Regions from separate parts of the Homo sapiens genome. Here region 1 is linked to region 2. A link is a contact called in ENCODE Hi-C data. All regions are on one chromosome and are shown on one strand. Each heading gives the region's core, a stretch centred on a gene start or an enhancer-like site at or near the end of the contact. The rest is flanking DNA. Distances are from core to core; before and after follow the strand shown. Region 1 holds the start of MRPL16 (mitochondrial ribosomal protein L16). Region 2 holds the start of CLP1 (cleavage factor polyribonucleotide kinase subunit 1).

Evidence for each region. Hi-C counts contacts between places; a loop is a spot of excess contacts on that map. Pooled maps may share reads with other maps.
Region 1: a pooled map shows a loop between it and region 2 (15-fold over the local background). The contact joins the promoter of MRPL16 here to the promoter of CLP1 in region 2. A Hi-C loop is called at or near these places in 2 of 37 single-sample maps with no recorded cell type and 7 of 50 pooled maps.

The regions. Positions count from the first base shown.
Region 1 is chr11:59,807,411-59,812,301 of GRCh38, forward strand. It overlaps MRPL16 (mitochondrial ribosomal protein L16), which reads right to left and starts at 3,368. Exons shown (of 4, transcript NM_017840.4): 1 at 3,194-3,368; 2 at 2,445-2,510; 3 at 291-439. The coding sequence starts at 3,248. RefSeq lists an enhancer at 3,362-3,581.
Region 2 is chr11:57,655,129-57,659,752 of GRCh38, forward strand. It overlaps CLP1 (cleavage factor polyribonucleotide kinase subunit 1), which reads left to right and starts at 2,634. Exons shown (of 3, transcript NM_006831.3): 1 at 2,634-2,732; 2 at 4,327-4,624. The coding sequence starts at 4,349. RefSeq lists an enhancer at 2,108-2,277.

The sequences.
Region 1 (4,891 bases), core at 2,118-4,617, 2.2 Mb after region 2:
TTTATTTTTACCAGGGCTTGAAAAGATCTCATGATCTGATTATGGGGCACATTAGCTAGCCCCTTCCTTCTGCTTTTACGTTATTTTCACTCTACATTAAAAAAAAAAAAGATATATAACCCAAATGTTTACTGGGTACCCAGTAGCCTCTGTACATACCAGTTTAAAGAGCAACTGGTGGCAGTTCTAATAAAAACTGTGGAGGAAGAGACTAAATTATCTCAAGGAGTATGAGATTTTGTTATTCCCTAGCTTCCATCCCATTGCTGCTCGATGCTGAATTCACTCACCAAGATTGCAAAATTGCCTTCTGTAAACTCCGTAGCTTCAGTGGAAGGTCCCCGTATGTCACTTAAATTTTTAGGTTCTCTTCTTACTTTTGGCACAAGTGGTGCCCTTTCAATAAATCTAAGCTTGGGTTTTTCAGGAATGGAAACATCTAAAAGAAGCACAGACAACCAGGATAAAGTAAAACTATACATCTCAAAAGATCTATTTTCCTAGAAAGATTTATAACAGGTGAAAGTCTTAATTTCTTTCTTCTTCATTTTTTGGTAGAGACAGGGTCTCACTATGTTGCCCAGGTTGGTTTCAAACTCCTGGCCTCAAGTGATTTTCCTGCCTTTACCTCCCAAAGTGTTGGGATTACAAGTGCGAGCCACCATATCCAGCCTGAAAGTCTTAAAGTTACCACTGAACAGTAACTGTAAAGGTATATTACATTTTTGCAGATGCTTTTAGTGACACTGGAATCTTCTGGCTGTGACAGTGGCTAATGCAAATGTTTCTAAAACTTTAAAGATAGCAAAGTTTTATCCTCTGAATCCAAATGCACTTATTAATCACCAACTCTGTGCTTAACACTGTAACAGGGATTGTTTGGAAACCACTAGTTCACTTAATCTTTAAAATAACTTTATAGCCTTGGTATTCTTTCAGGGCTCTCTTTTTAAAAATTTTAAACTTGTCAAAGTTTAACACAGCTATATCAAAGGGCCAAATTAAAAATATACAGCTCAGTGAATTACCAGAAAGTGAACACATGAACACACACCACTATTACCCAGATCAACAAACAGGATATTAGGCAGGTAGTATTTTTAATCTCCATTTTATAGAAGAGGAACCCGAGGGCTAAAAACACTTTATAATCTGGTCTATGCCATCCAGTTCAACAGCAAAGCTACATACCATGTCACAAAAATATATACATATATTTCCCTGCCTCTCTGGATGTTAATGGGGGTAGTGGAAGAATACTATATTGTACATAAAAATATCTAAGTTCTCCAGCTCTGCCACATTCTTGTTGAGAAACTTACAACCTAGGAATCCTTTGATCAATGCTCTTTCTCTCATATATGCAGGGACTTTTCATGCTGAGACCTGCACAGGTCAGTGTGCCAGGTTTTGGTGGGTGGGCAAAACTTCAGGCCAGACATGTGACATCTTCTTTATCATCCTTACTTGACGATTTGGGGAAAAAAGTTAACATACAAATCATTTTTAAAAATTTCTTAAATGAACCAAGTATGGCTTTATAATGGAGACAAATACAAAATAGAAGAGTTTGAGGAAATACCAAATTATTACTATCAGAGTTTCAGAAGCTGCCCCTCAACTTCTATATGTAGCTACAGAGAATCTTAGTAATGCTTTCTTTCACCTACAAGTCAAAATGTACTTTCAAAACGTGGTTTAACAATTCTGTACAGAAGACCCTCAGATGTACAGACCCTATTCATTTTTTTTGAGGGTTCCAGTATATTTCTTTTTTAAAAAGTAAACTAGTTTTACGATATTGTGGCTTAAATTTAACAAATTAAAGCTTTTTCACATATCGTTAGATGACTGCATATATGTAAACTTATTTGGAAAGAACATCAAAAGTTCAGGTTTTTTTTTTCTTTTGAGACAGAGTCTCACTCTGTTGCCCAGGCTGGAGTGCAGTGGCCTCCTGAGTAGCTGGGATTACAGGTGTAAACTACCACGCCCAGCTAATTTTTTGTATTTTTAGTAGAGATGGGGTTTCACCAGGTTGGCAGGCTGGTCTCCAACTCCTGGCCTCAAGTGATCCACCCGCCTCCGCCTCCTAAAGTGCTGTGATTACAGGCGTGAGCCACCATGCCCGCTCAAAAATCCAGATTTCAGGCCAATGACTACTGGCTGAGTGGACCATGGGACACACACCAGTGGGAGGTTTTAGGGGAGCTATCTCATTAGACGCTGCTCCGTAAGAGCAAGGAACTTTTTTGGTTTCCTTTGTCTTTGATTTATTTCTAGTGCTCAGAATATTAGTTGGCAAAACTGTAAGCTCTAAAAACATATTTATTGAAAGAGTGAACGGGGATGGGAAACACGAGAACATTCCTATGTCATCTCCCACCCGCTCCTGGTTTCCATCAGAGAAAAGATTTACGAACAGGAGAAAGACAAGCTCTCACCTTCAAAACTTGGTACTGGGAGCAGTGTCTTTACGCCAGCACTGGCGGGGAGGAGTGCCCAGGAATCTACAAAGACAAATCAAGTTAAACGACGAAGGTAACAGGCCGGGACCCCGATACAACCTGGGCCAAAGGTACTACTTCTTATTTTTATTTATTTTATTTTTTTGAGACGGAGTCTTACTCTGTCGCCCAGGATCCAGTGCAGTGGCGCGATCTCGGCTCACTGCAACCTCCGCCTCCCGGGTTCAAGAGATTCTCCTGCCTCAGCCTCCGGACTAGCTGGGATTACAGTCGCCCACCACCACGCCCAGCTAATTTTTTTTGTATTTTCAGTAGAGACAGGGTTTCACCATGTTGGCCAGGCTGGTTTCAAACTACTGACCTCAAGTGATTCGCCCGCCTCGGCCTCCCAAAGTGCTGCTATTAAAGGCGTGAGCCACCGCGCCCGCCCAAAAGTACTTCCGCCGGAGGAGTCTTGAGGTGTGGGATGCGGATTCCACTAAATGGACTCAAAGGCTCAGGCTCCGCAAAAGGCCAGCCGGGATCTCTGGGCGCCGACTCCCAGACGCAGCTGTGACCCTCTTGCACGAACCCCTACGGTGGAGGTCGGCGGTGCGATAGCGTAGTTCCTAACCAGTGCTTCACCAAGCATATGCAGAGCCGCCTTTTGGGTTAGGGAGAAAAAGCACTGGAGGGTGGGGGAGGAAGAGGGGTAAAGTCTTTAGGAACCAAAAGGGACTTCTGACCTGACAAGGGCACCCGCAGGAGCGGCGCACTAGCGCGAGCCAGCAGCCTCCACATGGTCACGGGCGTCCGGCGGCGCGGAGCTCCCCCAGCGACTCCGGCTGTCTCCTGCACCCAGGTAAGCAGCGGCGCTCCACTACCTAGCTGTAATCGGCTCAGGACACCGCTCAGTGGGGCCGGAAGTTGTGTTCACTCGGGTCCACTCCGCAGAGTCCCGACGGAAGCGAAAGAAACTCGAGCGACGGGGGTTGAGTTCCGGGGGAGGTTGAGTTCCTGCGGTCAAAGGCGCCGTCCGCCCAGCCACGCCCAGGGGCCCTGTTGGCTCTCTAGGGTTCTCCTTCCAATCTCCAGTCTTTCCCCAGAAGAAGAGGGCGGCGGGGCGGGGAGTCTTTTGTTTTATTTATTTATTTTTCTGCGGAGTACAACTGTTAGTGCCTGCCGGTTGCTTAGCAAGGTGGTCCCTTACGATTCACAGCCTTTGAGATGATTTTCTAGGGGACCCCTCAAAGACATTAGGAGAATACCAGATTTAGCAATGGTTTAACATGTATAGGGCAATTGCAATGTGTCATTGAGTACCTCATTCGTTAGTCCTGCCAACGAATCTGTGAGATAAGTCATTATACTTATTTTGCAGATTCCATCCTGAGGGTGAAATAATTTAACTTGTTCTGGGTCATACAACAGGAAAACAGTACCATCAGAATTTGAGCACAGTCTGTGATTCCAGAGATCTCAGTGAATGAACAATATTGTTGATGAAAAGAGTGAAATTCTGTAAGATATTGGAAGAGATTTATTCTGAGCCAAATATGAGCAACCATGGCCTGTGACACAGCCCTCAGGGGGTCCTGAGAACATGTGCCCAAGGTGGTAGAAGTGCAGCTTGGCTTTATACATATTAGAGGGGCATGAGACATCAATCAAATGCATTTAAGAAATACATTGGTTTGGTTCAGAAAGGCGGGACAAGTCAAGGTGGGCTTCTAGGCTATAGGTAAATGTAAACATTTTCTGGTTGACAATTGGTTGAGTTTGTCCAAAGACCTGGGATGGATAGAAAGGAATGTTCAGGTTAAACATAAATGATTGTAGAGACCAAGTTTTATTATGCAGAGGAAGCTCTTAGATAGCAGACTTTAGAGAAAGACTGTTGTAAATTGTTTTTTTATCTGACTTAAAGGGTGCCTGGAGGCCGGGCGCAGTGGTTCACGCCTGTAATCCCAGCACTTTGGGAGGCCAAAGCGGGCAGATTACCTGAGGTCAGGAGTTCAAGACCAGCCTGACCAACATGGTGAAACCCCGTCTCCACTAAAAATACAAAAAATTAGCTGGACGTGGTGGCGGGTGCCTGTAATCCCAGCTACTCGGGAAGCTGAGGCAGGAGAATCACTTGAACCTAGGAGGCGGAGGTTGCAGTGAGCCGAGATCACGCCACTGCACTCCAGACTCCAGACTGGGCAAGACAGAGAAAAAAAAATATGCCTGGCTCTTAGTTGATTGTCTCCTGGATCTGGGAAGGAAGGAAGGAAAACAAAGGGGAAAGAGAATACCTATAGAAATGGATTTTTCCCGCAAGAGACTTTGCAGGGCAATTTCAAGATATGGCAAAGAAATATATTTTGGGGTTAAATATTTTTTTCTTTGTCTCATAATGTTATGCCAGAGTCATGTTGAAAAGTAAGTCACAATATATAGGG
Region 2 (4,624 bases), core at 1,384-3,883:
TTAAAGAAGAGTGGAAGATTAGGGGACACACAATAGTTAATTGAAAAACTAATGCATAGGCCGGGCGTGGTGGCTCACGCCTGTGTTCTCAGCACTTTGGGAGGCGGAGATGGGCAGATCACTTGAGGTCAGAAGTTTGAGGTCAGCCTGACCAACATGGTGAAAACCCCATCTCTACTAAAAATACAAAAATTACCTGGGCGTGGTGACACACGCCTGTAATCCAAGCTACTTGGGAGGCTGAGGCAGGAGAATCACTTGAACCCAGGAGGCAGAGGTTGCAGTGAGCTGAAATTGCACCACTTCACTCCAGCCTGGGCAACAGAGCAAAACCTCATCTCAAAAAAAAAAAAAAAAAAAAAAAAGCTAATGCATATATGTTCAATGAATGAAATAATTAAAGCAAACCATCAAAGAAAAACTCAGAAGTGATAAGTGAGGATGGCACTGCTTGGGGAGTGCTGCTAAGTAGGGCCAGCAGGAGAAAATCTTTCTGGCGAACCAGAAAATCTTCCCAGTCTCCTCAATATGAATTAACTACGTGAGCCGGACTGAAAAAAGTACTCACCTGTAAAGTGGAGATGACAATTATAGTACCTACTGCATAGGATTCTGGCTACGATTAAATGAATTTACACCTGAAAAGTCCATAGACCAGTATCTGGCATATAACAGTATATAAATGTGGTTTTTTGTTTTTTGTTTTTGTTTTTTTGAGACAGAGTCTCGCGCTGTCGCCCAGGCTGGAGTGCAGTGGCAGGATCTCAGCTCACTGCAAGCTCCGCCTCCCGGGGTCAGGCCATTCTCCTGCCTCAGCCTCCCTAGTAGCTGGGACTACAGGCGCCTGCCACCACGCCCAGCTAATTTTTTTGTATTTTTAGTCGAGACGGGGTTTCACTATGTTAGCCAGGATGGTCTCGATCTCCTGACCTCGTGATCCACCCACCTCGGCCTCCCAAAGTGCTGGGATTACAGGCGTGAGCCACCACGCCCTGCCTTAAATGTGATTTTTTTTGTGAGACAGAGTCTCACTCTGTTGCCTAGGCTGGTGTGCAGTGGCGTGATCTCAGTTCACTGCAACCTCCGCCTCCCCGGTTCAAGCGATTCTCCTGCCTCAGCCTCCCAAGTAGCCGGGATTACAGGCGCCCGCCACCACGCCTAGCTAATTTTTGTATTTTTAGTATAGATGGGGTTTCACCATGTTGGTCAGGCTGGTCTCGAACTCCTGACCTCAGGTGATCCGCCCGTCTCGGCCTCCCAAAGTGCTGAGACTGCAGGCGTGAGCCACCGCGCCTGGCCTAAATGTTTACTATTATTATAACCGGACTCAGAAACTCTGGGTTTGAGTCCTAGCTCTACCAATGGCTGTTAATGTTTGGGCAAACCTCTGCACCTATCTGAGTCTCCTCCCCCATCTGAAATTGGATATAATAAAGCTGTCTTTACAGGGTGGCTGTGAAAGAAGATGCCTGAAAGGGATCTGAAAAATGTTAAGTATTGCACGAATGAATGATATTATAGCCCCTTCCGCCCCAGCCTATAATAAAAACGTAAAAGCTGATATCAGATTTTTTTCTATATTACAGGCATTGTACTTAGTACTTTACAGGCACATTCCTGCAATCGTCAAAACAACTTTAGGAGGTTGGGCACTGTTATTATCCCAACTTTGCAGACAAAAAACGATATCACGCTTGAGCCCAGGAGGTCGAGGCTGCAGTGAGCCATGTTCGCGGCACTGTACTCCAACCTGGGCGAGAGAGTGAGACCCTGTCTCAAAAACAAAAAGAAAAAAAAAAACGATCTCAGAGAGATGAAGCCTGTGATTTGCTCAAAGTCACACAGTAATGTAAGCAGTATAGCAAATAATATAAGATTCCAAAGCCCAAGGTAGTAAAAAGAGGATTATAGACGTGGTGGAACCTGTTGGCTGCGGGGCAAATGACTGACCTGTAACTGTCAGGGATTTATGGAGGGAAATGAGTGCCTAACAAAAATCCTCGTTTAGTGGGAGAGAGGTTGTTGGGTAATGACTGACTTGTAGCTGGAAGAAATCATCGGATTTTTATTCTTTTATTAAAGAAAAAAAATTTGAAATGCCTTCCATGTGCCAAGCACTGTGTCAGGTGGGAGATGACAGCTTGGTGAAACCTCTGTCAGGCTGTCTTCCTCCGCTTTCTCTATCCCTGGGTTTCCCCCTGCCTAAAAAGGATTTTGTGCTTCGTGGCTTGTCCAGGCAAGCAGGCCGTCGCGGGACCTAGACCGAGACAGTGAGTCTCTCTTTCTCCCGGGCCTCCCTTCTGTTTCCTGGGCTGCAGGGGAGCAGGAAATCTGGGGCGAGATTCCCGCCGCGGACGCGCACTGCCGAAGCCTGGTCCCTCGACCTGTCCCTGCCCAGCGCGGGGGCGCAACCGCCACGCCTCCTCACCCCTCCCTCCGGCTGCACGAATAATGACAACAGCCGCCCCTCCCACCTTTGGCGTCACGTTCAAAACAATCCTTTGACTACAACTCCCAGAAGGCCGAGCGGCTTAGCGAGTGCACCCGCTCTCGGCTGCTCCGGCAAACTACACATCCCAAAGGGCAGCGCGCGACCGCGTGTCCTTTCACAGCGCAAGTGCGGAACTGCGTTTGTTTCCGGCGTGGGTCCGGGCAAGAACCGCTTGTAGTTTGGTTTAAATTCTGCACGGGAGGACCTTCTGAGTTTACCTGTTGGGCTCCTGGCTGCGCAGGTGAGTTAAAAAAAGGGCAGGAACACAACTGTCACCTCCTTGGGGTCTGGGGACATTTTGGTGTCTGGGGAGATTTTGGTGTCTTGGGGAGATTTTGGTGTCTGGGAAGGTTGGGACAAATGCTGGAGCTAGAGCTGCAGTCCAGGATCAGAAATAATTCATATCGTTTCCTTGCCGTTTTCTAGTTTACGAAGTGCTTTTTTTTCCTCCCACAATTCCTGTAAACCCCAAGAACAACACTGTATTTGAGGAAGTGTAAGTGCTTCCAGTCGACAGCTTCAAAGGTTCAGAGAAGTTAAGTGATTGTCTAAAGACACTACTAGTAGTTACAGAGACGAGGATTAGGCTGTTTTCTGAGTTCAGACCCGGTGTGCTCTGCTTTGCATCCGTATTTCAGACGCCCTTTCCTGTTGACTAGGATGATTGGGGTCAGGGCATCTGTTACCTTCTCAAGTTTGGAGTTTACCAATAGAGTGATGGAGGGTGATATAATTAAATCTTCTGTCAGTCTGTAGGTATGGTTTTTCTCTGATGTCTGAGACATTAATTCACTCAATGTATTGAGGTGCCTACAGTCTGTCAAGCTGTATTCTAAGCAGTATATAGTATCAAACAAAAATGCCTAAGTCTTACATTTTGGGGTGGAGGAGGCGGGGAAGACACAATATATAGTGAGACCGATGGTGATAAGAAATATGGAGAGAATTAAAGCAAGGTAAGGGGAAACATTCATTGTATGTTTTTATTATTTATTTATTTATTTGTTTATTTTATTTTATTTTTTTTTGAGACAGAGCCTTGGTCTGTCACCCAGGCGGGAGTACAGTGGCATGATCTCGCCTCACTGCAACCCTGCAACCTCCACCTCCTGGGTTCAAGCGATTCTCCTGACTCAGTCTCCTGAGTAGCTGGGACTACAGGCGCCCACCATTATGCCTGGCTAATTTTTGTATTTTTTAGTAAATACTGAGATTTCACCATGTTGGCCAAGCTGGTCTTGAACTCCTGACCTCAGGTGATCCACCCACCTTGGCCTCCCAAAGTGCTGGGATTACAGGCGTGAGCCACCAGGCCTGGCCAATATTTGCATTTTTTCTACAGACGGGGTTTCACCATGTTGCCCAGGCTGGTCTTGTACTTCTGAGCTCAGGGGATCTGCCCAACTCAGCGCCCCAAAGTGCTGAAATTACAGGCCTAAGCCACTGTGCCTGGCCCATTGGATGATTTTTTTTTTTTTTTTTGAGATGGAGTCTTGCTCTGTTGCCCAGGCTAGCATGCAGTGGCACAATCTCGGGTCACTGCAGCCTCTGCCACCTGGGTTCAAGCGATTCTCCTGCCTTGGCCTCCCAAAGAGCTGGGATTACAGGCACCCTCCACCATGCCCGGCTAATTTTTTTTTTGTATGTTTAGTAGAGACAGGGTTTCACCATGTTGGCCAGGCTAGTCTTGAACTCCTGACCTCAAGTGATCCAGCCACCTCGGCTTCCCAAAGTGCTGGGATTACAGGCGTGAGCCACCATGCCTGGCCCCATTGGATGTTTTTGTAACAGAAGACTGACTTATAATTAGATCTGATATTTAATTTGTGTTCTAGGCACAGCAGCTACACAGAAGAGATGGGAGAAGAGGCTAATGATGACAAGAAGCCAACCACTAAATTTGAACTAGAGCGAGAAACAGAACTTCGCTTTGAGGTGGAGGCATCTCAGTCAGTTCAGTTGGAGTTGTTGACTGGCATGGCAGAGATCTTTGGCACAGAGCTGACCCGAAACAAGAAATTCACCTTTGATGCTGGTGCCAAGGTGGCTGTTTTCACTTGGCATGGCTGTTCTGTGCAACTGAGCGGCCGCACTGAGGTGGCTTATGTCTCCAAGGACACTCCTATGTTGCTT